2 separate regions of the Mus musculus genome follow, and region 1 is linked to region 2. Evidence: chromatin loops called from intact Hi-C (ENCODE). Cell type or tissue: gastrocnemius. All regions are shown on one strand.

Evidence for each region. A loop is a pair of places that touch in the nucleus more often than their neighbours do. Peaks named below come from ENCODE experiments on the same cell type or tissue, not always from the same donor. Only the 100,000 strongest peaks of a DNase experiment are listed, where the experiment ranks them.
Region 1: a loop joins it to region 2, with 1.8 times the contacts of the local background. A loop is called at or near these places in 4 of 42 quality-filtered maps.

What each region holds. Positions count from the first base shown.
Region 1 is chr16:10,703,666-10,706,165 of GRCm38, reverse strand. The region is part of intron 21 of Clec16a (C-type lectin domain family 16, member A); the gene reads right to left. Among named protein-coding and RNA genes, the nearest start is that of Gm15558, 21 kb to the right of the region's middle. In gastrocnemius, no CTCF peak of the experiment used is centred here; a DNase peak (open chromatin) is centred at 1,108.
Region 2 is chr16:10,756,426-10,758,925 of GRCm38, reverse strand. No RefSeq gene overlaps it. Among named protein-coding and RNA genes, the nearest start is that of Socs1, 28 kb to the left of the region's middle. In gastrocnemius, no CTCF peak of the experiment used is centred here; no DNase peak of the experiment used is centred here.

The DNA.
Region 1 (2,500 bases), 53 kb after region 2:
TGGATGGAAAGACAAACTCCACTCTCTTCAGAGAAGCCCCTTCATGGATTTAAAGGCAATGAGCTAAGTCTCCACTCCTGAAAGCCTTGACTACATTGTTCAGTCCTCAAACTTTCTGGATTTACCACTGCAGGTTGGAGCCTTTTCAGTAATATTATCTTCAAGAACTCTGGATGAGAGCCATCCTTGCTGCAGAAAAAGTAGGAGAGAAAGCTGTTTACATGTCACATCTATCAGGCAAACTTCTCTGGCCCAGGAGTCAGATGTGAGGACTTAATAGGCAAGGGCAAGCTATAGCTTCTCCAGGGCATAGCCCAAACTTCCTCTGGTTTGTCCCTGGAATATCTCCCTGGACACCAAAGGTTGTGGAGCTGATGAACCAGGCAGGTTTTCAGCAACAGTATATACTGCTCTGTGGCTTTTGGTGAGGCCTTAGTCCTCCCCACCTGCTCAAAGAGGAGCAATAGCAACTGTCTCTCAGGATCACTGTTAAGGGTGGTGAGATACTCTGCTGCTGCTAGCAATGCAGGTAGGCTCATGTTACTCTAACCAGTGGGGCCAAACTTTTAGATGTTTTTACCTTAGAGCAGCTGGCAGGCAGGGAACAGAATTGAGAGCACGACCTCTTTCTGGTAGTGTGACTGACTGAGACTTCAGGCACTCTGTCACAGTGAAGGTGCTGCATGAGCTTCAGGTCCAGCAGTAGTCCCAGGGCTAGATCTACCAAGCCAGAAGGCTTACCCTTACCTAACTCTGCCCAGATTCTGGGAGACCCCAGAGTCTCACATGTTGTCTCCATTCCCTTATACTTCTAGCAGTAGTAAGGAGCTTAGACAACCATGAATCAGAACCACTTGCTCCTGTTTAAAGTGGCCGGAGGCTGCCTTCTCCCATTCTCTCTGTGCTCCAGTCTATGGGTCTTCAATGTCCAGTAGCTCAGGCATGACTGCTGCCATGACTATGCTGACCCTCCTCATGGGGATACTTCAGCATGATGTATTTAATAGACTTTAGGAGGTCTTGGTGCACATGTGCTACATGAAAAGCTAACCCTCATGGTGCCATAGCATGGCTGGCAGAGCCAGAGAACCCTGGCCAGAAGCCTGTGAGCATCTTCGGTGCTGTCTGGAGGAGGCAGGCATAAAGCCAGGTGCTCTGGTTACTATAGAGCTCCTGGCCCTGGGTGCCACTTCTTTACCTGAGCTGGGTTCTCTCCTCATTATGACCCCAGTTCAGTGGTTCTGTGAGGTGCTGGCACAGCAATAATTTTACTCCAGAAGAGGACACTAAGGCTCAGGGATCTACAGAATGTCACACAGTATCTGTGGGCAGGTGTGGACTGAAATTTGGGACCTAACTCTGGGGAGTGGGCCTCATCTTTCTGCCAGGGCTTCCTTGGCAGGGACAGGGGACTGTGGGAACAGAGCAGTGACATGCAGTTCTGCAGAGCAGGCACTCAAGTGGTGGTAGGCTTCACACTATTGAGCCCAGCACTTCCCGTGGGTGCTTTCTGCTGGCCAGCTCAAAGGCCTCTTTGAGAGGGAGAACCATAAGCAGTCAGTCCATCCAGCTAGGCATTGTTCTGACCTAATGTACATTCCCTTGGGCTTCTGGCTTGGAACTTGGGGGAAAAGGAGCAAACACATTTATTCCCATGAGGTTCAGGGTTGTTTATGGAAGGCTCATTCCATGAAGAACTCTTCCTACCACTTGGCTGTTCCCAAAGTTTATGAGGACACTGCCAATCCAAGAGTCTAAAGTGTATGTGGAGGCCTAAATTGTTACCTGTACGGTCACCATGCTGAGAAAGCCACAACAGAAGGATCCTTTACCTCAGAGGCTCTATAGAACTCTCTAGCTGACTTAGCAGGAAAGAGAACAAAGAGCAGGAGGAGGTCAGATGTTTCCCAGGAACCCAGCAGACAGAAGCAGCAGGCCTGCTCTGAGCCTCTGCGCCACTTCCTGAGTCTTGCTGGACCAGCTGTGCACGAGTGAGCGATTAATAAAGTTATATGTTTTAACTATGTTTCTAGCTGCTGTGATAAAAATACCCTGACAAAGGCAACTGAAAGAAGAAAGGGCATTCTTTGGCTCAGTTTCAAGTCCACCATGGCATGTGAATCATGATGGCGAAAGAGTATGAGGCAGGAGGAGTCACAGTCAGGGAGCAAAGAAAGAGGAATGCTGGACTTGAGCTAGCTTTCTCCATTTTTCAGTCCAGGATCCCAGCCCATGGAATTAAGATGGTTCTTGGCTAATCCCCACCACACCTCGGTTTCTCTCCTCATTTTATATAGGTAGCCTAGTGTCTAGCACAAATTTGTCCATCTCCCCACGGCTAGACTTTCAGATGTGTACCACCATGCCTGGCTTGTACTTTTTTTTATCTTGTTACTCCTCAAATGGAACCTGAATAGGTGGCTTTTTGTGTCCTGAGTCCCCAGCAGGGCTCACAGAGACTGCAGAGCAGAGTGTTGGAACCAGCTGACCAGTTTGGGGG
Region 2 (2,500 bases):
TTCAAGCTAGGGCTAATGCCAGGGCAGTACAGTAATAACTCCTTGGGACAGACAGCCGAGGAACAGCCACTGAGGCAGTGGTGACCCTAAGATTCAAAAGCCAGGAAGGCAAGCTTCTGGGGCATGTCCAGGCAAGAGGCAGGGAGGAGAGACCCGGGCAAGTCCCTGGCGCAGCCTGCAAACTCAGTTTCCTTCTTTGTAAATAGGAGGGTGTCGCAAGCCAGCAAGGCTACCCACTTTCTGCTCCCCTGCATCCATACCCGTGATGTTCTTTGTAGCTAGGGACACCATGGTGGATGGGCTTCCCACCTGTTCCCCGCAGAGTATGGTGACCCAGGTGTGGACTATGGGCCCTGCTTGGCGAGAGAGAAAGAGACTGGGGCATTTCCAGCACCTGCCTGGGTGAACCCCCAGGAACCAGGCGTATCAGGCCAGTGGACACCATCATTCCAGGAAGCCAGATCTCTGCTCATTTGCATAGCCACTTTAACAGGAAGAGGGATCTCATTGCCTCATCCACCAGGGCTGGGCTGCCACGTTGGCTAGGGGCTTAGTGGAGTAGTGAGGCAGGGACCCCAACTAAGCTCTCCACCCTTGACTCAGATTGGGGGACAGGTGGCCTAGGAGCCCTGCACTGTTCCCATGTCCATCTGGACCAGCCATACCCTAGGGAAGGAAAGGGATTGAAAATAGTGCCAGCTGGACCCCTTCACTGAGGTCAAAGTTTACTACATTGTTCCTGAGCAATCCTGGTTCCCAGAAGTGGTGGGAACACTTCCCACCTACAGGAAGTGTCCCTGCCTGCTACCTGGTCCCTGTCTGCCCTTCCCAGTCCCCTCCCCACTGGTCCTTTCCCGTAAGTCCAACTTCAAGAAGGAAGCATGTGCTCCCACATCTCTGAGCAGGTGTGAGGCAGGATGCAGCCATTTCAGGAGCAGAAAATCCTGAAGACTGGGATCTACCTTCTTCTGACCTCTCCTGGGCCCCAAGCTTGCTACTGATGCTTACCAGGAGGGCCTACAGGGCAGAGGCTTGAGAAATGGAGAAAGTGGCTTCAGGCTTAACATGGGCCTTTTTGTTTGTTTGTTTTCTGAGACAGGGTTGTGTAACCCTGGCTGTCCTGGAACTCTGTAGACCAGGCTGGCCTCCAACTCACAGAGACTGCCTGCCTTTGCCTCTCAAGTGCTGGAATTAAAGGCGTGCGCCACTACCACCTGTACATAGGCCTTCTTAATGGCAAGTTCTGTGACATTGGGTCATGTTAGGGGGAGGCCATACCCTCCCAATCCATGTAGACACAGCTGCATGGGGTTTGAATGCCAGCTCTGACAATGGCTATGTGTTCTGAGACCAGCTCCCTGAGCTCAACTTCTCTATATACAAGTAGGCATTGGGGTGGGGCAGTCCTCTTCCTCTAGGTCTGAAGAGTAGGTACCACAGGGAAGAGCCTGCCCAGTAGGAGGAAGAGGGCATCTGGACTCCTAAGCCCACCAGGAGATGGTAATGCCCTTCTGTAGGGGCCCTGGAGCAGGGCTGGGATCATTGATTAGCCCCTTGCAGAAGCCAGAGCAGGGGAGAAGCCAAATACTGTGTCCTTAGAAGGGCTGAGGTAGGACTACACCTGGCCTAGGAGGCTTCCTGGAAGAGGGGGTGTGTGAGCTGGTGAAGCAGGTTTGACACCTGGAGTGGAAGGAAGGAGTCTCTCAGGTGGCACAGCTCACAGGGTGGAGGTGAGTGAGCAGGGCCCCTGTCACACTGAGTTTCCAGACACCGGTCCTGGCATGGCCAGTCTCCATCACTCTAAGTCTTTAGACCCCTGTGTATGAAGACACTTCCTGTCCCAGGACATCATCCCAGACCTCACAGGACAGCTGTAGGCGTGGATGATGCCCTTTCCTTCCTCTGAGAGCTCTGCCCATATGTCCTGAGGGTCATGGTGACTGGCACTGGAATACATAACTGTTTTCTATTGTTTTGCTTTGAATTTGGGGACAGGATCATATTATGTAGCCCAGGCTGGCCTGGGATTGACCATATAATCTAGGCTAGCCTCAAACTTGCGACAACCACCCTGCCTCTGTTTCCTGAGTGCTGAAATTACATGCAGCTCTGAGCCACTACAACCAGCGGTTGTTTGTATCCTCACTCCGTAGCCCAGGCTGGCCTCAGACTCATGGCAATCTTACTGCCTTGACCTCCTCAGTGCTGAAGACACAGTCATGAGTAATTTTTGCCCATTTTCCATTGTTTTTGTTTTGTTTTTGGAGACAGTCTCTCTATGTAGTGCTGGCTGTCCTGAAACACACTCTGTAGCCCAGGCTGGCCCCTGGCTCACAGAGATCTGCCTGCTTCTGCCTCCAGAGTGCTGGATGTGCTGTCACCACCTGGCTCTATTATTTTTCTATGGAAAATAATTTCTCCCCTCTGGGAGCTGGGGATGGAATCCAGGGTCTGGCACGTGCTAGACAAGTGCTCTGCCACCGAGCGACACAGTGAGCTC